3 separate regions of the Mus musculus genome follow, and all the other regions are linked to region 2. The links are chromatin loops, found by intact Hi-C in ENCODE. Cell type or tissue: heart. All regions are shown on one strand.

What was found. Peaks named below come from ENCODE experiments on the same cell type or tissue, not always from the same donor. Only the 100,000 strongest peaks of a DNase experiment are listed, where the experiment ranks them.
Region 1: it touches region 2 in a loop (2.1-fold over the local background); 5 of 42 quality-filtered maps call a loop at or near these places.
Region 3: it touches region 2 in a loop (2.1-fold over the local background); 6 of 42 quality-filtered maps call a loop at or near these places.

Annotation. Positions count from the first base shown.
Region 1 is chr11:76,841,942-76,849,941 of GRCm38, reverse strand. It overlaps Cpd (carboxypeptidase D), which reads left to right and starts at 2,934. Exons shown (of 21, transcript NM_007754.2): 1 at 2,934-3,718. The coding sequence starts at 2,976. In heart, a CTCF peak has its summit at 3,002; DNase peaks (open chromatin) are centred at 2,871, 3,711 and 4,181; H3K4me3 peaks cover 3,888 bases; H3K27ac peaks cover 2,638 bases.
Region 2 is chr11:76,940,909-76,948,908 of GRCm38, reverse strand. Blmh (bleomycin hydrolase) reads right to left here and starts at 3,253. Exons shown (of 12, transcript NM_178645.4): 1 at 3,016-3,253; 2 at 2,470-2,667. The coding sequence starts at 3,028. In heart, no CTCF peak of the experiment used is centred here; a DNase peak (open chromatin) is centred at 3,228; H3K4me3 peaks cover 1,989 bases; H3K27ac peaks cover 1,433 bases.
Region 3 is chr11:76,805,873-76,813,872 of GRCm38, reverse strand. It overlaps Cpd (carboxypeptidase D), which reads left to right. Exons shown (of 21, transcript NM_007754.2): 4 at 221-390; 5 at 1,142-1,491; 6 at 1,987-2,178; 7 at 4,996-5,163; 8 at 7,788-7,897. Among named protein-coding and RNA genes, the nearest start is that of Cpd, 37 kb to the left of the region's middle. In heart, a CTCF peak has its summit at 2,550; a DNase peak (open chromatin) is centred at 4,222.

The DNA.
Region 1 (8,000 bases), 99 kb after region 2:
GTAGGAAAAGGACACCTGCCACAAGCTCCCAGGCTTCTGGAACAGAGGGCAGCATTCAGCTGTGGGTAACTACAAAGCCAGCCCTCCTCCCCTCTATGCCCCTTCACTGAGCCGTGACCTGGTCTGCAGCTTTGGGTTTCATGACAGAGCCAAGTTGTACTTGGAAGGAAGAAGGCTCCAGTCCTTTCAGAGCCCAGGTCTGCACTGTGGGAGGCCTAAGGATGCCAGGGAGGGCACTGACTCAAGTTACATACCATTATTCCACTGATGCTTGTTTATTTGTGTTTCAGCCACCCTTCCTAGGTGAAGCAGCCCTGCCAAGGCCGTCCAAAGAATGATAGAAAATGATAGAGAAGGAAATATTTGATTAGAGGTTAATATGTCCCCTGGGCTCTTTCCATTTGGGTGATTGCAAAACTGCACAGTGTAATGATGAAGTACTCCCAGAGGAGAAGAGGGTCTCTCTGCATGGAGCTGGGGCTTTATTTCAGATGAGTTACAGCCCTTGTGCAGCATACAGCCTCGACTAATGGGACAAAAAGAAGAAGTATTCTCAAAACTAGAGTGGTTGTGTGTTCTGTAGCAATTTCCTCCAAGATCAAAACCTTCTATCTCGGAGGGTCACATGTTAAGGTACAGAATGCTAAAGGAGGAGGGGAAGCTTTCCATCTTGCTGGAAAGCTTCATTAGCCCCAGAAGTAAACACTTCAGCCTCTTCAGGAAGTCCCTGAAACTGACCAGATTCACTAGACTCCTCCCTCTCTAAGCATATAAGCAGTAAAGACTACTAAGACACACTCTCAGATCTGCTGAGGTACCTAGAAGAGGCTCTGGGAGGATGCAGAGACCACCTGTCTAGAGGATGCTGAAGCCAACTGAATTGACTGCTAGATGCACTATCAACCTGTTGTACTGCCTGCAAGTTATGTAGTGCCCTCCAGTTTTCCAGTTTATGAGCCATCGCCCATGTGGAGTGGGCTTTTGGCGATGCAGCTATTGTCTTTGAGTGATTTCTGCTCCTGTAAGCAACCCCTGACTCATATTCCTGTAAGTAACATCAATAAAATTCATTGATTCACCAAGTTGAATTTTAGTAGTATCCTTGCTTTGGTCTGTCATTGGTTCCATATCTGTGGTGAGCAGACATTTGTTCATGTCTCTGCAGGAATAGTTTCACACAGCACTGCTTGTTACCATGGCAATGTTCAATTTGGAGCCAGCCTGCCATCCTCTCTCTGGGTCCGCAGGAACTGTCCCATTTCACCCCTAAAGTCATTTCCAGCCATTTCTTTCCATTTCCACCAGCTCCATCCTTGTTCAAGGACTCAGTACCTTCTTGGATTATGTGCTTCTTGTGGGTCTCTTGGCCTCATGTTTAAGATTGCCTATTCTGTTCTTCAAGTTACTGCCAGGGGGAGATTTTTCTAAATTAGCTTCAAACCCATCCTTGGCTCTTTATTGATACCTCTGTGATCCCCTTCACCAGTAACCTGAACCTACAAACAATTCTAGAACACCTAGGCTCTGCTCGTAAACTTTCCAACCTCCCGTGCATGCTCCTCCTTCTATCCAGAATTCTTCACTCCCATCTTGGCTTCTTCCCTAGCTTCTTGGTTGCCTTCTCCTCAGACTGAATGAGGTTTTCCTCAGGAATGTCCCCACAGATGTATTGCATTGTTCATCCCTGCATTGGATCTCTAACTATGCAAGCAATGCCTTGCTTCCCAGCTTCTAGCTTTGACAGACACCAATTACTCAATAAATACTCAGTAATCAGTGAATTCCACGGGCTCTATGAAGATTCAATTAGAGTTCAGAAACTCGAACCATCCAGCACCGAAAGAAGGGAATGATAATGGTTATCACAATTATGTCATTAGATGGGTTAGAATTTCACGCTTGATAAAAGGATTGCCAAACTTCAAATTTCTTCAAGCTAACGTGATTAAACTTTACTTGGAAGGTTAGGTTTTTCTGGACTTACCCAAATACCTTGGGGGAAGTACACTTGCCAAGCAGGTATTTCTAGACATGGCAAATCTATCTCTTAAAGACAGCATTCCAAAACTATAGCTATGGCTGTATAGAGGTGATCTAGATGCTCCTACTCAAAAGAAGTGTGAGAGGAGGGTAAGGTCACTAAAAAACGATATCTCCTCAGTGAGAGCAGAGACCAGCACACAAAGAAGATAGTTACAATCCAACACTTTTGAATGGCCAATTAAGACCACATTAAGACAGAGGGCGCCTACTATGGAAGTTTCCACTTAATAAAGGAGATACCTAGTCACGCGACAAATCAAAAATAGAATTGATTGCTTTATGAGGTGTCTCATTCTCTTCAACTGCATGTAGGCAGATGGGCTCAAGCCCAGGCAGAACCGATCAAGGGGGATGGGGGGGGGGCGGGGAGGAAGGTGCAAAGGAGATGGGACTAAGGAGGTCTTTGATTCTCCAAGGAGATTAAGATTCTTTCTAACTTCCTGATTTTCTCAAGAGTCCTTTAATCTTTGGAACCTTTCGATTCTTTTGATTACTGACTCTAAAGCATTAAAGCGTAGCTAAGAAATGCTGCAACGAAGAAGGGGGCTAGTAAAAGCTCTCAGAGAATTTCAGAGGAGAAGCCATAAAGAAGAGACTGAGCAAAAAACAAAACAAAACAAAACAAAACAAAACAAAACGAGAGAAGTAGAAGAGGAAATAGGGAGGCGGGAAGACAGAGGGTAGAACCTTAGTGGAGGAAAGGAAAGCGACTAAAGTCCCTAAGGACTGGAGTGGAGACACGCCCAGAGGGAAAATCGTCCGCTTTAAGGAAAGCCCCGCCCCCTAGAGTGACACCCAAGCATTCAAGGCTACGATTGGCTAAGGCTGGAAGGCGGGATGGGGTTGCTAGGCGCGGAGGGGATCCGGCGGGCTGCCGCCTCCCGGAGTGTGGAGCCGCTGGAGCGGAGCGGTATTAGCGGCGTTGCTGGAAGATGGCGAGCGGCCGGGATGAGCGGCCGCCCTGGCGGCTGGGACGCCTGCGTCTGCTGCCGCCGCCACCGCTGCTGCTGCTGCTGCTGCTACTGAGGAGCTCGGCCCAGGCGGCGCACATCAAGAAGGCTGAGGCGACCACGACAACCGTTGGCGGCTCCGAGGCGGCCGAGGGCCAGTTTGACCACTACTACCACGAAGCGGCGCTGGGCGAGGCGCTGGAAGCGGCGGCGGCCGCGGGGCCACCCGGCCTGGCGCGTCTCTTCAGCATCGGCAGCTCGGTGGAGGGCCGGCCGCTGTGGGTGCTGCGCCTCACAGCGGGCCTGGGGCCGCCGCCCACCGCCGCCGCGGGGCTGGACGCCGCGGGGCCGCTGCTGCCCGGCCGGCCGCAGGTGAAGCTGGTGGGTAACATGCACGGCGACGAGACGGTGTCACGCCAGGTGTTGGTCTACCTGGCCCGCGAGCTGGCGTCGGGCTACCGCCGCGGGGACCCGCGCCTGGTCCGCCTGCTCAACACCACCGACGTGTATTTGCTGCCCAGCCTGAACCCGGATGGCTTCGAACGTGCCCGCGAGGGTGACTGCGGCCTCGGCGACAGCGGCCCGCCTGGGACCAGCGGCCGTGACAACAGCCGAGGCCGCGACCTCAACCGCAGCTTCCCTGACCAGTTCAGCACCGGCGAGCCACCTTCCCTGGATGAGGTGCCGGAGGTGCGCGCCCTCATCGACTGGATCCGCAGGAACAAGTAAGCGTTGCCTGACTGCTTTCGGTCCCACGTGAGCCTTCGAGGCCAGGAGGCTTATTTTGACAGCCAGCAGGCGCCCAAACAGTGCTTGCCAGCCTAAGGGGTCGGGGGCAGTCGGTGTGGAGAGTGACACCCAGTAACTGGAACGGAGGCCAGGTTGCAGTACCTCTTCCTCTTGCTAACTGTAAAGAAGCCTGCTTGTGGCTGTCATTTGTGCAGGGCAAGCCGGGGGGCTTTTTCCCCCCTCCCATTCTATCCCTATTTTTGAAAGACCATCGTATATGAGCAACGGGTACGGATTTTAAGGATTCCTAAGTTAGCACCTTCATTATGTATGTAGCTAAGCTTGTCACTAGAAGCACTGTGGCAAGCACTTTCTGCGACTGCATTATGTCACTCGATGTTGACCACAACCGGGCGACCTAGACACCACTCATATCCTCTAGACACCACTGGTACTCTTGTTTTGCATACGGGGAAATTGAAGGGCAGACTGGTTGACTAACATCGGGGAATCTAAGCCTGGTTACTCAGTGCTCCACTGCCAGGGAGACAGAATGTAGTTCAGAAATAGCAAACGACACCCCCAGTCACTTCCTCTGCTACTGGATAGAAACCCATTCTCCTGCCTTTACTTCTGATTTTGCTTAGGGGAGTATGGAATAAGGGGAAACCCCCACAGATCAGAACTGCTTCATTTCTGATGCCAGCTGTACTCTTTCTTACTGCGGTAGTACAGCCAGACATTGACATCGGTAACATTTAAGCACCCTGTGGGGTTTTATATTTTTGGTTGTGAGCCTAGCCTTTAACGGGCTGAGCCAGCTCTCCAGCCCGCGTGGGGTTTTAAAAGGTAAAAAGTAGAAGTATGAGGACCTTCAAAACCTAGTATGTAACAAGAGCTGTTATAACTACATATGAGAGGTTTACTCAGTTAAAACTTGACAGAAACTGTGCCCCATGACAAAATGTGCATGAGCTGCAAACATATCTCTTGGAGAGGGGCTATGATCTAACTCTTCAGAGATGAATAGTAAGAGGAAGGAGGAATGGAGGAAGATGGTACTTACTCCAGATAGAGTCTTCTTGTCTGAAGTAAACCTGTACCTCTTTCCTTTCTAGAGCACCAGCTGTGCCAGCATATTCCCTATGTGTATCTTCGTAAGGCTTTTGAGGGCGGTAGTTGGGATCTTTGTATCATGAGTTGAAGGTTTTTTTGACTGGCAGATGAGCTGAAGGTAAAGATGAAGAAAGACGTTTCTCTGTGAGACTTGGAATCATTTCTTATGTAGCCCAGACTGGCTACAGACAGGCTATGTAGCCAGGTATGACCTGAGCTCCTGATCTTCCTACTTTTGCCGTAGCTGAGATTACAGGCATGTGCCACCAGCCTTGCTTTATGCCGTGCCTGGGGTTGAACCCAGGGCATCATGCATGCTAACAAGTACTGTACCAACTGAGCTACATACAGCCCTCCTGAAGTGATGTCTTTTGTAAGATGTCAGTCATATATTATGAAATCTAGAAAATTGTGGACATTATGATCGTTCCAGATGGTTTTAGTCATCTGCCTTTGACTTTACTAGTGTGTAGAAGGTCCCCTGTAGATGCTTATCCTGTTTAGATGTTGTAGGACAGTTTCCTCTCCCTGACCATGTTAGACTTCTGAACATCTGCACAAGTTTGATTTTGATATGGCCCTTAAACTGTCAGGTGCTACGACAAGCAGGCCTTTTTATTTTACTTTTCGTTGTTGTTTTGAAACAGGGTCTCACTATATAGACTTGGCTGGCCTGAAATTCACCAGGTAGACCGGGTGGCTGGCCTCAAATTCACAGAGATACTTGTGCCTCTGCTGGAATTAAAGGTGCTTGCCATTGCCAGCTAGGGCTTTTTTTTTTTTTGAGAAACTGTATCACCTGCACTGTTTGCATTGCTTGGGTGTTTAAAAATGTCCCATAACACCTCTTGCAGGGACTTTATCTTTGGTTGTTCTGTTGTGGCCAAATGTGAAGAATTTTCCTGGGGTGATACTGATAGTCTCAAGGCAAAAATTCACTCTCTGCTTAACTCTTCCAAATATTAAAAAGGGATATTAAAAAGAAAAACACAGACATTAGTCTATGTGAGAAAACTATACTTTTAAATGTGTTTTGTGAAGTAAGTTGTTTCAGCGACGTCCTGATATTCCTTTCATCCAACTCCTTCCTTCTCTCTCTCTCTCTCTCTCTTTCTTGCTCTCTCTGTCTCTCTCTCTCTCTTTCTTCCTCTCTCTCTCTCTCTCTCTGTCTGTCTCTCTCTCTTCTTGACAGGGTTTCTCTGTGTGGCCTTGGCTGGCAAGCCTTATGCTCAGAGAAACCTACCTCTCAAGAGCTGGAATTAAAGGTGTCCACCACCTCCTCCCAGTGCATATGAAGTTTTTCCATGCTGACATTTATAGTTCAGTAGTGGAGTGCCTTCCTCATCTACGTGGGGCCCTGAACTGAAAGGTGAGGGATGAGGGAGAAAAGAGAGAAAAACTCTTAAGACATTTCTTTGGTTTATGAGGGTTGAGCCTCGGGGCCTGGAAAGCATTCTACCATTGACCTACATCCCAACCTTTGCTATACTTAATAAAGAATGTTATCATCATGTTGGGTGTGGATACAGATTTTTTTCTTTTTTCTTTTTTGTTTTTGTTTTTTGTTTTTTGTTTTTTTTTGGAGTCAGGGTTTCTCTGTATTGTCCTGGCTGTCCTGGAACTCATTCTGTAGCCCAGAGTGGCCTCGAACTCAGAAATTCACCTGCCTCTGCCTCCCGAGTGCTGGGATTAAAGGCGTGTGCCACCACGCCCGGCTAATTCAGATTATTTTTGAGGGATATTGTATATGATGTATAGTATTTTCGAGTCTTTATTGTTATCCAAATATCAAATTCTCCATTTTTAAAGAGGTTGTTTATAGGGCTATAGGAAGAATATAATAAAGTTAATTTCAAAGTTAATTTTTAAAATCTATAAAGATTATTATTTTTAATATGGTATATTTAGCGACTTCTTTAAATCTTATGATACTGAAGTCAAACACTTGAGGATTTGAGTGGAAATCTTAAAACATCTTTCAAATAAGATTGCAAATGATCGCTCTTTGACAAAGATACTAAAGAGTAGCCTTACAGCTACTGTGACAGGTATTGCTTTGTTTTGACATTGTCCCCAGAAGAGTGACATTGTATCTTAAAACTATGTAATTAGAATACAGAGAATCACATTTAATTACTCTCATAGATTACTAACCTTACTTGGTTGTAAGAGTGGTTGAAACATCAGGTCCTCTTTATGATGTTTCTGAGAAGTATTGCAACAGTGTTGAACAAAAGGATCTCTCATTTAGTAGAGCCTTAACCTAAAATATGTGAAGTAGCACACCCTACTTACACAGAATATTCAGGGCTTTTCTGTTGTTGCTCGTATGTACTTTAATGCCTGCAGTAGTATCCAGCTCATAGTTAATACTTTAAAAATGCTTGCTGCTAAGTGAAGTGCCTGAACTGGGAGAGCCTTTTTATAGTTTTCCCAAAGTAAATGGAGGAAAAAAAATCTTGAGTTATTTTAGAAATACAACCAGAACGTAAATGGTTAATACAGTAGCTAGGTGGAATCCGAAAGCTCGCTGTGACAGCCTTTGTTGTTCCCAGGTTGTTCTGTCACTCAAGGAGGGGCAGAGGCAGTCAGAAGCGGACTGAAACTGACCAGGATGCTAGAGAGCTCCAAAGAAATGAGGAGCTAGTGTGGAGTTCTGATCATGTGTTGGTTTTAATAGATGTAATAATTCTGAGAGGCGGGTTGAATATTCACATTTTATAGATGAGATAGAAATGGGGATTTAGAGGCAATAACTTCTGATCACATTACTGTTGAAGAACAGCTCTGGGAGACATTTACAACAAAGGTCGTTCTCTGGTGTCTGGACAGGCACTAATGAAAACTGTATTCATTTTAAACTCATCTCCTTTATCATCACTGGCTAAGTTTTTCCTTCTGTTATAAACAACATTCATTGTCTACCTCAGAGATGCCTAAAGTACTGATCATGCCTAAAGTAGCCTTTCAGATTACACATATGATAATTTTAGTTTTCTTTCAAGCATATAGAGAGAAATGTTTAGACTCTCAGAAGGTCAGTTTATTGTAACTACAAGTAACCAGACGCAAGACGATTCTAGTCAGAATGCAAAGAGGAAATATTTAATCTCTGTTTATAGTAATGGTTTGAACAGTTACATAAGGGAAGGATGTGCAAAG
Region 2 (8,000 bases):
TTGCATTTTAAAGGAGGTATTTAACTAACTGGGTTATATAAACATTTAAAGACAAATGATAAGTTTGGAAGGAAGGAAACAGGAGGATCACTTCAGCCAAAGAGTTAAAATATGATAATTTAAAAATTGAGACATAAATTTTAAAAACAAAACAAAGCAAACAACCAAGTACTTTCTTCTTAAAAATCATGGTAAGGACAACAAAGTCATGCTGAGAAGTACCACTGTTCCAGGATGGAGATGCTGCTCAGTTGGCAGAATGCTTACCTAGCATGCAATAAACCCTGGATTCATCCTCAGCACTGCATAAGCTAGACAGGGCAGTACATGCCTGTGATCCCAACACTGGGAAGTGGAGGCAGGAGGAGGCTATGCCACAGAAGGGCTGTTTCTCTACCTTCCCACTCAGTTTCACAGCTCTACACCCTTCATATGCCCCTGGCCACCAGAATCTCTGCTATCCTTAGATCCTAATGTTCAACCACAACACACCACCATTCCTCCATTTAGTATGTTCCTGATACAACAAAGTTCTAACCGCATACATGATGGCGTCCCTGAAGATTTTATGACAAGCATTAAGAACATAATCATCTTTTCATTTGCCCCTGTAAATGCATAGTCAGAGCTTCTGCAATTTACCGCTTTCTATATCCACTTGAGTTTTTAAAGGTCTACTTCCAATGACACCCACCACTAAGTGAGGTCATGTCTTTAGGACATTCAAGTATTTTGACTTTCAAAACAGAGGAATCTAACCCCTGTAAGCATTCCACACTAGTGAAGACTAGGGTAACTCCAGAGTGCCGCCTTTAACAAAGCATAGCTGCACTGCAGGAGAGGCTAGAAAACGCTGAGAGCCTCTGTGAGGCCTTGGATTAAGGGTAGCACTCTCCTGGAGGAAAATTTAAAGGGAAAATTTTGACATACTTGGATATAATATTTTCACAGACATGAAACCATGTCTACAACACATGGTCAAATGAGAAGGTTTATAAAAGGCACACATAAAAATTCTTAGTTTGCTCTTATATGAAGAGCACTCATACAGAGGATAAAGACTTGATGGATAAACAGAAAAAAACACCTCCCTCCTGGTAGGCTACAGATTTTCTACACTGAACAAAAGTGATTTTGTAACAAAGAAAAAAATTAAATTGTGTTTTTTAATAGAGTAATTTTTGTTTTAGGCTTATCTGTACACTGCCTCTCTCCTGCACACCATTCCTATTTCTGCTACTTCTTGGTGAGCTATTTAGATGAATATTTCACAGAAGTATATTACATCACCCATGTACTATGCTCATGTTCTACTAGTATTTGGAGTAACATGATCTATCACATAAGACCACCTGCCCGATTCCAGATTAACATTTCCAAGCTTACCCTAAGAGACTGCGATCAGGCCATGTTAAGATTATTGTGACATATTAACTAGATCATCTGACAGACCACACATCCCAAGTCCTTCTGAATGAAGGCCTGTGAGTGCTAAGTAAGAACTTTCTGCTACATAATAAGATTATTGCAAGGTCATAATTTTTTTCCTTTAAAATTTAAAAATCAAATTTTCTATGGTATAATTGACTCACAGCAAAATAATACCCATGTTAAATGTATCCTTTGAGCTTTGAATTGCCTTAAGTAGCAATAACATATTTTCTGTCAATACACATAGACTTGGAGTAGTTTCCAAATAAGGGGAAAAAAAATGCAAGGTCCCTTTGGTTCAATTTTTTTGAGACTATTTCTCCTGTTTGGATTCCTAGATAACCAATCTCTCAGTGTAGATGTATTTTCAACAGTTGTAACTGGACAGCAGACAGCAAAACAACAATTCTCAGCCAGCAAGGAATGAGAACTCAAAATACTACAAAGTAACTACTGACAGGAACTATGAGAATAGCAACTCCAGCTGCAACCACAGAGCATATTTAAAAATAGCCGGTTACAATCTGTTGTAATCACTTTATGTTTTTTTCTATTTTATACATTTGGACTTTAGGGCAATTCTGGGACATCTCCTATGGTATGGATATTTTTCCATTAATTATTAATTATTTGGCACAGGCCAAATCTGTTAGTACATAGCTCATCTTTTGCTTTAGGTTTATCTGTCTGCAACTTGATAAGCTGTTTCTCTCTTCTGCTACTTCTAGATGAACTGTTAAGATTAAAACTGCACGAGAACAAACCGCACACATCCAACATCACATAATATCAAAACATGATGATATGCATTCAAAGACCACCATCTGTCACGTTAGGAAACAAACTAAATGCTAATAGGCCACAGAACACTGAAGCCACCACACAGGTGATGTTCTTGGGCCTGCCCTTTTCTAGTGCCTATTCTCTGGCTTACTACAAGTTCTGTCAATGCTACAAAGCTCTGTTATCCCAGGGCCATTTTTAGGACAACAAAATGTGCTGCTGTCAATAAAGTAGGCAAGAAGTCGTAGACCTCACCAGAGCTCTTCTGGTTGGTGACTGGCTTGCCTTCCTGAGGCACAACGTGTTGAAACACATGCTGAGCACCCTGGACCGTGGCCCTCCTCAGACATATGTCCAGCAGATCGTGGGTGGTCCCGACATTCTGGGCAAGTACGAACTGAGGGTCAGAATTTAGTTTCTGGATCAAAGCAGATACCTTCTCCGAATTTAGTCCTGTGGGAAGATCAAACGCCATTATAATTATATCCCCTCCCAAAGAGGCTGACGGGGACAGCTTTAGGATAGGGTCACCGTAGATCCTAGATTTAACTTCGCAAGAGCATCCTGCAGAGTGCTGTACCAGAAAGCCCTCTCCCGGCATCCTCCCCGCGTGATGTCGTCTCTCTCCTGGTGCTCTCCCACCCTCCCGGAGGGCTACATCCCGGCCCTCGCCTAGGTCCGTCCCCCCCTCCCCACCCACCCCCATCCCATCCCACGGCCTTTCACGCCGCCGGGCCTCACGGGTCCGCCGAGCCCGGGAGAGGACCCGGGAAAACACTCGTGGTACCAGCGGTGCCTCACCTGCGTTGTTCATGGCGCCCAAACTGCTTCGTGGAGGAAACGTTAGTTTTCAGGGTTTTCAGGTGAGCTCTGGGGTTACACTACAGTCCGCTGCCTAGCTGGCCGGACCTGGTTCTCGCACCCTAAGCGCCGGAAGAAGGAAACCCGCTCAATGGTGGCCGAGAGAAACGGGGTCCGCGGAGGGACAAAACTCCCCCCTCGCGTTGCTGAGTCAGCGCCATCGGGGCTAGCCCCGCCCGGGGGAGGGCCGACAGGGGCGGCCTTTCAGACTCTGGGGCCCGCACCTCGGCCCGGGAGCGGCAGGGCGAAGCCACCCACGATTGCAGCCCCCACTGCCAGCATTGCTCACTCTTCGCCTCGGCTGCGCCCTCCGCCATCTGTGATCCCTCTTCCTGGCTTCAAGGGCGCCCTCCCGGGATCCCAAGCTCCTAGAGGAAGGAGGCTGAGGGTTCCGTGCTGATGAACCCAGATCCCTCACTGTCTAGCATTGGGGAAACTGACGCTTAGAACTCCTTTGAGAAGCCAGAGGAGGTTTTGTGAAGTGAAAAGGAAGTAAGGGACCCAAAATTAGCCATGGGACGGCAGATCTCAAGAAATCCACCCAAAGGCTTTTCCTGTAGGCACTTAGCTGACCAATCTGTTCATCTTTTTCAATTGCAACTTGTTGCTTAGAGTCTAGTGAGAACAAAGTTCTTGTATTTGAAAGGATTTTGGAACCAATCTCTTTCCCACCCACCCATAAGCTACTACCACGGTTCTACAAATACACATCTGCTCATTTCATCTACACATTCTGGGCTTCGCAAGGCTCATGAGTGGTTCCTATTGAGCCCAGCTTGGGCTAAGGAGAATGATTACGTCAATTTTATGCTTTTTTTTTTTTTTTTTTTTTTGCTAATATCTACAAAACCTGTAAATCACACACACACACACACACACACACACACACACACAGAGTCTTCGAGATAATTAATCAGTTTTTCAAGACGGGGCGGGAGAGTCCACTGCATAATAAAATAAGTACAAATGCACACTGTAGCCTTACTATTCAGATTTTCCATGGAGCCTAAAACCTAAGTCTTAAATTGAAAATCACCCATGGTTCAGAGGAATTCTGATGTCTGGAAAGTGCCACATGCAGACAGCCATCTGTCACTTGAGAATTCAGTCTCTGTGTCCCTGAGAGACTTAGCTAAAGACCTGCAATTCGACATAGCAACCATCTCCAAGGGAGCCCATCAACTACCCTATCCTGTGGGGCTTTTTTTTTTATTTTTTCCATTTTCTGAAGAAAAAAGAAACAAGCTACAACTCATGCTGAAAGAAATCATGGGCCCTTTCACCAAATAAATAAATAAATAAACAAACAAATAAATAAACAATAAAAATGATGTTCAAACTTCCTGCCCAATTGGACTCAGCCCAAAGAATAAAATTGTATTCAACATTTGTGGTGTAACAGGTCCTCAGCAAGTTTCTGCTGATATAAAAAAAATTAAAAACTTTAATCTTGTCATCAAGAGACTCATGATGTGGGACTGGGAGATAGCCCAGCAGATAAAAGCACTTGCTGATGATCTTCCAGGGGACCCAAGTTCGGGTCCCAACACTCAAGTCAGAAAACTGTAAGTCCAGTTCCAATGGGTCCAGCCAACACTTCCTTCTGGCTACCATGGGCACTCATCCCATGTGCACACCTATACACAGAGACATACACATTCAAAACAATTAACGTGGGAAAGACATGCAACAGAACCTATGCTATCTCACAGTAGTGCTATATAAGTAGTAGCTAGCAGTGAGAGCCAGACGCTAGAAAAACAGAGGTGATAAGGCTGGGCTCAAGAGTAGAACACTTGCTTAGCGTGCACAAGGACCCTGGATTTAGCCCCCAGCCCCACAAAAAGAAAAGGGGGACAGGTGGTGATAACTTTGAAGAGTGAATGGAATTTTACGAGACAAAGAGTGAGAGAGAGGGCACTCAAGGTAACAGCAAAGGCAGGAGGCGTGGGAGCGCATGACAAGATCAGCTGTAAGCCTCCCTGCGCCACAATTTGATGTGGTTCAAAGCAAGAACTGGGATGAGATCAGAGGCAAGGCGCAGGACCAGGAAGGTGGGTTTGGGCTGGGATATAAAGGCTTTTATATGCCACACCTGAGCATCTGGACTTTATTCTATGCTTAATTAGAAGTCAAAAATAGGTTTAAACAAAGGAGCCATATTCTCAGATCTGTGCAAAGAAAGATCTGGTGGCTACGGGGAGGGGAGAGATTCTGGAGACAGGGGAATTAGTCAGAATGCTGTTATAGTAGAACACTTGGAAGATAACAACAGCCTTAATTGTGGAGCGTGAAGAAGCATGGCTAACCTCAAAGCTCTCTGTTGAACTAGAAAAGGTAACATCACTGACCAAGACCCAGCTTTTAAATACATTGGCTTTAACCCCATAGGGGATCATGAAACTGGTGGTGGGATTTGGGTTATGAAAATTTGCAACAGGGCTAAAGAGATGGCTCATCAGTTAAGAGCACTGGCTGCTCTTCCAGAGAACCTGGGTTCAATTCCCAGCAACCACATGGTGGCTCACAATCATCTGTTCCATCTCCAGGGGCCTGATGCTTTCTGGCCTCCATGGACTCTCTGATGTGGTACAAAAACATGCATACAAGTAAAACACCTGTACACATAATAAAAAAGCAACAACTAGCTGGGCGTGGTGGCGCACGCCTTTAATCCCAGCACTCGGGAGGCAGAGGCAGGCAGATTTCTGAGTTCGAGGCCACCTGGTCTATAGAGTGAGTTCCAGGACAGCCAGGGCTACACAGAGACACTCTGTCTCGAAAAACCAAAAAAAAAAAAAAAAAAAAAAAAAAGCAACAACTAAAGTTTTATTAAGTTGGCAATTGTAAAAGGTTTCTGAACATGTGATGACTAAACTTCATTCACAATTCAGCACTCGGTGAATCTGACATATGTCTGGCAACACTGAGCCTGTGTTGCCTCATCAGGCATCACTGCAGCCTGGTATGTGAGTGCAGGATATGAACACTGGCCTGTGTATACTGTCACACCAAGCAACACCAACGAGCAATGTCTGAGACACCTCAGCAATATATCATCTACATTGTCTACTACGAATTGCAGTGTTTTATTGTATATGCAAGATGCTCTTCTCTTATAAAAATATAGAGGCGTAGTTAAAAAAACATTTTAAATATGTCCCATCATCATTTTCTTCATGGAAGTGTCAAATTAGTACATGGTTAGATTTTTATTGTGTGAAAATGTTTGATTTTAAAGATTGCTGTTTGAGCTGCTGACTTGTGCTTCATATAAAAAGATCATTAGATGACCTTCAGCTTGGGATTAAGAGAGAATTCCCGACACTTTCTGACTGTTTTCATGAGATCTTCCTACCTCTGCCTGGGAGGAAAGGTACGCGTTACCATGCCTGGCTCTAGAGCAATTTCTTTTCTTTTTTTAAATATTTCAATATTGACTTGTTTGTTTATTTAAACATTTCAGCATTTTTAAATTATATTTATTTTTCTTTAATGTGCATTGGTGTTTTGCCTTCACGTATGTCTGTGCTGTGTGAGGGGTTAAGATCTTGGAGTTACAGAGAGCTGGGAACTGCCATGTAGTTGCTGGGAATTGAACCCGGGTTCCCTGGAAGAGCAGTCAGTGTTCTTAACCACTGAGCCACCTCTCCAGCCCACAGCAATTTCTAAAATGACCCTAAATGTGCTTTTCCCATTTGTCATATGTGTGCATGTGTGTGCACATGCAGACCCTCTGCACAAATGCCCTCATCTGCTAAGCCAGCTCACTGGCCAACTTCTGCCGTTTTTCATTTTCTACACTTATGCAAAGCATTACTCTCAGAGTTAGAGAGAATAAAACCAAACTATTGATCAACTCTAAGAAACGCTGAGGATGCTTTGTGCCCTGCAATATCGAGTATTCAGGCAAGATTTAATTCTTCTGTAAAGATAAATAGGCTCCTCCATCTCATTAGTATGAAATTCACCTTGGCCTTATATGCATGCCAAAGAATTGCATTAAAATAAGTTTGTGGTTTATTAGCAATCCCTTAGGGGCACATAAAAAGTACTTAAGTGACTAGGGGTTGTGTGTGGGAAAAGTTTAAGAAACACTGAACCAAGGGAGGGACCACGGAAAACTCAGCATATTTGGGGAACTCTATTTGAACCATGACAACTCTGGGGGTTCCTACAGGAAAGGAAAGACAAGAAGTCCAGGAGACATATGAAAAGTCTAGAAATAGGTAAGACACACCAGGCTGTGACCATGGAAGGTCACAGCAGACTTGAACCAAAAAGATGAGGACTGAGGTCAGCCAGTAACCTGGGCCTCAGCATATAGTTGCACAAGGTATTCAGGTCACATGGGGTTGCAGACCAGTGTAAGCTCTGTTTGCTGAGGCACATACCCTGGCCCAGGGCTGTGCCAATCAGGTTATTATAGGTCTTTTACTATTCCTTACAAGGGTGCTGTGAGCAAGAGAAAAGCCGAGGAGCTGGGAGAAAAGGAGCAGCCAGGGAACTCGGAGATAACCTGGGGAGCTATATATTCAAAATCCAGTTGGCCAGTTGTGATGGCCATTCTTGGTTGTCAACTTGACTAGAATACCAAGCCAATAAGACCACTGGCACTGGTTCTCAACCTGTGGGTTTAGGCTCCTTTGGGGGTCATATATCAGATATCCTGCATATCACATATTTACATTATGATTCATAACAGAAGCAAAATTATAGTTATAAAGTAACAACGAAAATAATTTTATGGTTGAGGGGTCACTGAAGCATGAGGAACTGAATTAAAGGGTCTCAGCAGTAGGAGGTTTGAAAACCACTGCTCTAGAAAGATGTGGGACATGGTGGCCTTAGAGAGGGCAGCTGCAGTGGAAGTAGAGGGTGGGTAGAAGCCTCACTGTAGTAAGCTGAGATGGATGTCTTAGTCA
Region 3 (8,000 bases), 140 kb after region 2:
ACTCACTCCTTTAATCCCAGCACTCCAAAGGCAGGTGCAGGGGATCCCTGTGAGTTGGAGGCCAGCCTGGTTTCCATAAAGGGTTCCAGGGCAGCCAGAGATACATAGTGAGACCCTGTCACAAACGAAAAAGAAAAATTTGAAACTCTTATAGTAGTCTTACTGTTTAGAAACTCTAGCACCAAACTGATTGCCTCTGAGTTTTTATTTTTTCTTTTAGGTCCACATTGGAATTAAAGGATTTGTTAAAGATTCCGTAACAGGCTCTGGGTTAGAGAACGCAACCATTTCAGTGGCTGGTATTAATCATAACATCACAACGGGAAGATTTGGTGATTTCCACAGATTACTTGTTCCTGGAACTTACAATCTTACGGCGCTTTCAACTGGGTAAAAGTTTAAGCTAGATCCTTAATTACAGTGCCAAGCCTCTCTTTAGATGTAGGATTGTCTAAGTGCTTCTCACTGAATGGGGCTTCTGTTTTTATGAGAAAGTACTATCACTGAAGTGTTTTGTCCTGTAGTCTAACAGTGTGAGGCATACTTGGAACACTAGGAGGAAGAAAGATTATAAAAGCTTTACAAAAGGTTCCGCCGTTGGAAGCATTGCCTCAGCTAGTTGAATCAGGTAGAAGCAGCCTAGGGCTCCATAGATGGAGTTGGACGACCTGTCTTCCCAGCTTTCCAGTACATTAAAGCAGTGGGTTTCATCGGTGCAAACCTTTCTGCACACTCATGTAATGAGGATTTTATTGATAACCTTTCATTCTGAGCTTTGTAATGGGAGGGAAGAGGGATGCTAATCTGATAAGGTGAGGCAAAGATGGGTAACACATGCCTTGAACATCACAGCAGCAGTTAGCTTGCCTGCCCCTTTGAATATCACAGTAACATTTTTGGCAAAACTCTAGTGTGAGATACACAGGAAGTTTGTGAAAGAAATAACTCTTTAAAGACTTAATCCAAGATTTTCTGTGAAGTAACATTCTAAGATGGCTAAATTTATACAGTTGTCTTAGCTTACATTTTGGGTTTTGACAGATCACTAACTGCAGGAGTATGAGAAAAGGTCATAGTGTTTCTATAATGTTAAAGCATCATGAGTCTTAATTTCAAGCCACCTCCCTTTCCAATTTTTAAGGTATATGCCATTGACCATTAATAATATAATGGTGAAAGAAGGGCCAGCTACAGAGATGGATTTCTCCCTTCGGCCAACTGTGATGTCAGTAATGCCTGGTTCAACTGAGGCTGTAACAACTCCTGGCACAGTTGCTGTTCCTAATATCCCTCCTGGAACACCATCCTCCCATCAGCCAATTCAGCCTAAAGACTTTCACCACCACCATTTTCCCGACATGGAAATCTTCTTGAGAAGATTTGCCAATGAATATCCTAATATCACCCGTCTTTATTCTCTGGGGAAATCCGTAGAGTCAAGAGAACTGTATGTGATGGAGATATCTGATAACCCAGGTGTCCATGAACCAGGTAACTGCATGGCTTCACGTGATCTCAGTAGTGCCTCTCAAAGCTAGTGTGTATCCCTGTGCTTTGTCCAGAAATGTCATCTGTATGCTGTGTAACTTCCATTAAAAATACCTAGTCAAAAAAGAACATGGGGCTCTGTTTCTAGTCTGTTTCCAGAAGAGAAAAATCAATTTGGTAATCCACATTTCCATGGTATTTAGTATGTTCAGAGATTGAATTCATTTAGCTGAGTTCAGTTTGGCATGTGGATATACATATATGAGTATTACCAGTCTGTCTGTGTATCTATAAGATATGCAGACATATTTTCTTTGAGCCTGCTCAGACATGTGTACTGATTAAAAGATCCTTTGTTTATGAAGTTTTTTTATGTTGGGAAGTACATGTTTACTTAATATTTTGGTTTGGAACATATATATATATTAATTAGGGGGAAAAGCAGAGTCCGTTTTACCTGAAAAGGAAAAAGTCATCTGTGTAATTATTTTGTTTCAGGTGAACCAGAATTTAAGTATATTGGAAATATGCATGGAAATGAAGTGGTTGGAAGAGAGCTGCTATTGAATCTCATTGAATACCTCTGCAAGAATTTTGGAACAGACCCTGAAGTAACAGATTTGGTTCGCAGCACAAGAATTCACCTTATGCCATCCATGAATCCTGATGGATATGAAAAGTCCCAGGAAGGTAAAGAAGAGACAGCCTAATATGTTGGTTGTTGTATAATGTCGTCATTTGGAAGAGAGATGATATTGAACTTTTTTATTCTGCTGATTTATTAATGTTTTAGCTTTTATGTACTTAGAAAATAGGGCAGACTTTTCAATACATGATGAAGCACATATATATATGTATGTATGTGTATATATGTATGTATGTATATAGTGTGTGTGTGTGTGTGTGTGTGTACTATATGTACACATGTACATGTGTAGAAGGCAGAGGTTGATGTTGAGTTCTTATTCAGGTGCTCTCCACCTTATTTTTGAGAACCCAGAGTTTGATTCAGCTGACTTGCCGGTCAGTGAACTCCAGGAATCTGCCCAACTCTGCCCCCTAGCCCTGGAGTTGCAGATGCACATTACAGTGCCTAGCTGTTTACTGTTTGAACTTTATGCTTGCATAGCACTTTACCAACTGAGCCATCTCTCCAGCCTTTCATTAAGATGTGTGTTCCTTGTTTGATTTTGCGTTTCTGTAGTGGTTATTTGTCTTCTTCGGTGTTCTCTAGAGGTACAGAACTGATAGAGAGTGTATGTATGTAAAACCATAAAAAGGGGTTCATCAATCAGATTGATGTATGTGCTTAGAAGCGAGGTAGTTCAATAATGAAGCCCTATAGTGGACCGTCTATACGTGCAAAGAACATGGTAGCTGTTCAGAACAAGAAACAGGAAGCCTGGAAACAAGGATTCAGCGGTGCTGTCCAAGGCTGAGCCCTGGCAGCTACCCGAAGTCACTGATACCAGTCCCCAGGGAAAGTCTTGAAGATGCTGGAGCCTGATTGGTGACAGTAGCAGTGGTTGCACTTGCTCTGGAAGAATGGAGCTGGCAGGCACTAGCTGGCCGCCTCCTCCATGTAGTTTTGTTCTGTCTGGGTCCCAAGCCTATTAGAGGGTAGTACACATGTTCAGGACCAGTCTTTCTTTCCCTCTTCCTCACAATTGTCTGTAACTCCAGTTCCAGGGGATCTGATACCCTCATACAGACATAATTGCAGGCAAGACAACAATGCACTTAAAAATAAGTAAATCTGTTTTTAAAAAAATGATCAATGTTTTTCCATCATACTATTCTAGATGTAAAATACCTTAAAGGTATACCCCCATAGAGTGCTTTACTAATCTTGTGGTGTCTCTATCCAATCAAGTTGACAAGTAAGACTAACCAATTTATTAAAAATAATGGAAGATTTTTTCATAAACTGTTTCATTTTAACAGTAGTTTTTATTAAACTATTATATGTGTAACCTTATTTATCACTGGAAAGTCAAAACAGATAATATTTGAAGCCAGTGGCTTCTGTACTCATCCATATTCCATCCATGCTAAGTTACTGCTTTTTCTTTTTCCTGCCTCCCCTAGGCAAGCCCATCTCTCCTGAGGCAATGCTGAAAGGGCTGGGAGGACGGGTTTACACAGGTCACCTTCTACAGAACCCTAGAGAGTAAGAATCCACCTTTTCCCAGCCCATGATTCCATAGGGAATTTTTAAATATTTTTCCCTATAAAGGTTTGATAACTTTCATCTATAATAAACTGATAATGGGTAGATTAACAGGGAAAATTAAGTTATTTATATTCAGAAACATGAGAATCATACAGGTGTAAGTCTCAGAGGAGAACTAGTTGAAATATATATATACACCTAAGCTTGGGGGTTAGGTCTGGCTGGAGAGAGGTGGTTATGGGATATGGGAGGTTGAGGGAGAGTGTTCACTGCCAGCACAGGTCGTTCTGTCATGCAGATAAAGTCTGTCAGCTGACAACTGTCTATGGTCATCTCTGTACCAGGTGTCAGATCCCCAGTCTCTATTTCAGGTATGCCTTTCCAAGGCACAAAGTAGGGTATCAGGCAGAAAAGCTTTCTTTTTATAAAAGGACAGCTTTGCAGAGCTATTCCTGTCTCTGCAGTTAACTGTAGCCAACTTGAAATACGTCCAAGCAATCTGTTTACTCTCCCTCAGCTGCTCCTAGCAGTGATCCCTCTGCAGTGATCCCTGTGAGTGGAACAGACTTCACAGTGTGAACATCCACACAGGATGGGGCAGCTCACACTGAGCTGACCCTGGGGCTCCCATTCACACAGCTCAGGTTGATCCTTACTGTGTTCAGGCTCTTGCTCCTCACTGTTGCCAGCATCGCAGATCCCTCCTGCCACCTCTAACCCTTCTGAAAGGGGGAGCCAAGTACCACGAGGGAGCCCTCCAGTGGGCCCTCCCCTCACTTGCCATTCTTCTCTCTAGTATGACAGTAATTTCGCTCTCACTCATGTAAGAGTCTACACAGTTAAGCTTGAGTTGAACTTTTTTCCTCTATTGGGTTAAATGCCCAACCGTGTTCTCTACTGACTTTACCTTTTTGTAATAATTTTAATGTCAGCACAGCACAGTTTTCTTTTTGTTGGTCTGTTTTCTCATGATGAAGCCCACCAACTTAAGGGTTGCTTATGCCATCATGTGTGTATTATAACATTTGAACAATGCCTTAGTATCATTTATATAATTAATTTTTTTTCTCTCAAAGGATACATAGAGGGCAGACACTAGAGAGAGATGATTTTACCACTTTGCTTTAAAGATCTGTAAGAGAGGTTACTTTTTTTTTTTTTTTTTTTTACAATACACAATGTACCCAAAAAAGGGGTTGGGGGAGCTGTAATTCACTCATTGGGATTGGTAGCAGTGAGCCTGAGGTGCTTGCATGTTAAGGTGGCTGACATTGTCTGTGTTATATTAAAACATAGTAAAAAGCTACCTTAAACCTTAATCTTTTATCCTGCAGGAGATTCGATCAGTGTAGTTGGCAGAAACAACAGCAACAACTTTGACCTAAACCGGAATTTCCCAGACCAGTTTGTTCCAATCACAGAACCTACCCAACCAGAAACTATCGCTGTGATGAGCTGGGTGAAGGCCTACCCGTTTGTGCTGTCAGCCAATCTGCACGGGGGTATGTACGGCAGCTCCTGTGCCACTGAGTTCATCTTGTTGAGAGCATTTGAAAATCCTGCTGAAATTGTGTCTGCTTGTATGAAGTCCTAGGCTTCCTTCAAGTGAGTCCTCTATCACCGCCTCTGTGACAGAGAACAGTTAAACCTTCTCTTCCCTTTAGGCCGATTTCCTGGCTCTCCCCTCCCTTCCCCACTCATTCTTTCTTTCGTTCCTTTTTTTTTCTTTTTTTCTTTTCAGTTGTTGTTCCTTTAGACATGTCCTCACCAGGTACCCGGGCAGGCCTAGAGCTCACTGTGCAGACCACACTGGCCCTGCCTTGCAGGGGTCTTTAGGGATCTTCCTCCTGCCTCTGCCTTCTCCCGTGCCCTTTCTCCTTCTTCCCTTTTTCCTTCCTTTTAAATTTTAATGTTATTTATTATTATGCATATACAGTGTGTGTGTGTGTGTGTGTGTGTGTGTGTGTGTGTGTGTGTGTGTGTGTACATGCCATGACATGTGTGTAGAGGTCAGAAGACACCTTTCAGAAGTCAGCTCTCTCTTCCCACTGGATTTCAGGATCTAATTGAGATTTGTGGATTTACCCACAAGTACTTTTCTTCCACTAAACCATCTCTCCCTCTTCTTCCCACTTCCTGCCTTCCCTTTTCTTGCTTTTCTCTTTTTCATATCACTCTTTCTGTAATAGTTCTTCAAGTGTTTCATCTTTATTTGTTATAGTGTTAACTAGGTACTGTACACTTTGTTATCATAAAGATCAAACATATTCTCTTATCTTCTATTTGTGCTCTCCTGCCTGAACACACACACACACACACACACACACACACACACACACACAGAGTTATTTAACTGCAGCATAATGACTTCATTCTTATTGAGGATTTGGAAATATATATGTCAGGATGACTTATCAGGAATGAGTCATTTGAACAAAATGAGAGGTCAATATTAAGAAACATCATAGGAACATATTTGAGCCAGTAGGATACCTGCCTAACATGCATGAAGCCCTGGAGTCCATGACCAGCATGTACCCTATAAACCTGGCATGGTGGCATATGCTTATAATCTCAGCACTCAGGAAAGAGAAGTAGGAGGGTCAGGAGTTCAAGGTCATCCTCAGCTACATAGTAGTTCAAGGCAGCCTAGGATACATGAGACCCTGTCTCAAAACAGATTCAAGTGAATAAGAGTGAAAGTACCAGGCTGGAGAGATGGCCCAGCAGATAAGGACACATGCCAAGTTCCATCCTCTGAACCCACATAGTGGAAGGCAGAAATGTGCTCCAGCAAATGGCCTTCTGACTTCCACACTATGCAGTAGAAAGCATAATAAGCAGACAGACAGATATAAAAGATGTGGTTCTTTAACAAACATAACTCAAAGCTTCTCCCTGATACCCACCATTGCTTTTTTTCTCTCATGCAAAGCATGCGGTGAGTGATGGCCTTTTCACACTTGAAAGCATCCCTTTCTTCACTTTGAGTCACTTCACTGTTGGTACTTCCTTAGACCATAAGACATTTTTAGGATTTTTCTGTGCAGACCAGGCTGGCTCTGCCCTTAGTTGCTTAACCTGTTTTAGAGAACACGTAATTGGCCTTGCTTAATAAATTTCATGGCGCTTTCTTCCATCTTACCTTTTCTGTTGCTGTGATAAAACACCTTGACAAACACTACCTAGGGGAGAAGGGGTTTATCTCGGCCCACAGTTCTAGGAAGCAGAGAATGGTAAGTGATTGAGCTCGGGTAGCTTCCTGGCAGTGGGGCCTAGGGAATGGTGTGCTATGCCCCAATTCTGTGGGAAAACCCAGGAGAGCTCAAGAACTTCAAAGTTTGTTGCAATTTTCGTAAGAGTCTTTTATTTTTATTACTCAGATCGCAAACCTCCCCACAGCGTAGGTCCGGAGTGGGCCCCCAAGCTCGAGTGTTTAGCTCTTATATACAGCATAGTTAGAAATTCTTTGAATGCTTAGGTTGATGAGGTAAGTGAGGTAAGTTATAACTCAGACACGATACCATTTGATAGGGTGGAATCGCGAGGATCAGAGGGGGATTAAAGATTGTCTTTTGTGGGGCTATCAGGAACTAGTTTTATGGTCAGCCAAAACTGTCTGTGACCTCTGATTACCTCTTTTCTAAGATTTAAGCGTGGGACCCTAATCTCCTTTCGTGAAGGATAGGCACAGCCGCACCTGGTTGTCTGGGAGGGTGCTAGCCTAGGTGCCACTGAAGCTGAGGAGTTTTCTCATTTGTCTCACTCAGGCTGGCACCCGTGGCTCCTTGAGTCCTCTCGAAACAGCCAGGAAGGTGGAAAGAACCCCCACCTTTGCTTCAAGGTGGGAGAGGGGCAGGGGTAGGGGGAAGCAGAGCTTCCGAGGGAAACTGCAGAGGCAAGCCGCAGAAGCAAGCCTCACTATGCTTGCTGTGGGAGAGCCTAGTGGGAAGTGGGACTTCTGCAAGAGAGTGCAGCTAGGTGCTGCCTCCTGTCACAGTTAACATAATCTCCCAGGTGGCTCTAGAGCCTATCACAAACCTTCCAGTTCTGACTGTATTGTGAAAGCCTGGTTTTGCATAGCTGATCCATTTTGAAACAGTGCCTTTTCCTGTTTTCCTTGCAGGTTCCCTGGTGGTTAACTACCCTTATGATGATAATGAGCAAGGAGTTGCCACGTACAGCAAGTCACCAGATGATGCTGTATTTCAGCAAATAGCACTTTCTTATTCCAAGGTACACTGGAAAGTTAATTCAGTAAAAACTACCTTAAAGCACTTGGGTCAGATGCTCTCTCTCGTAGCTAAGACACTCTGGGCTCCTTACTTCTTTTCTCCTC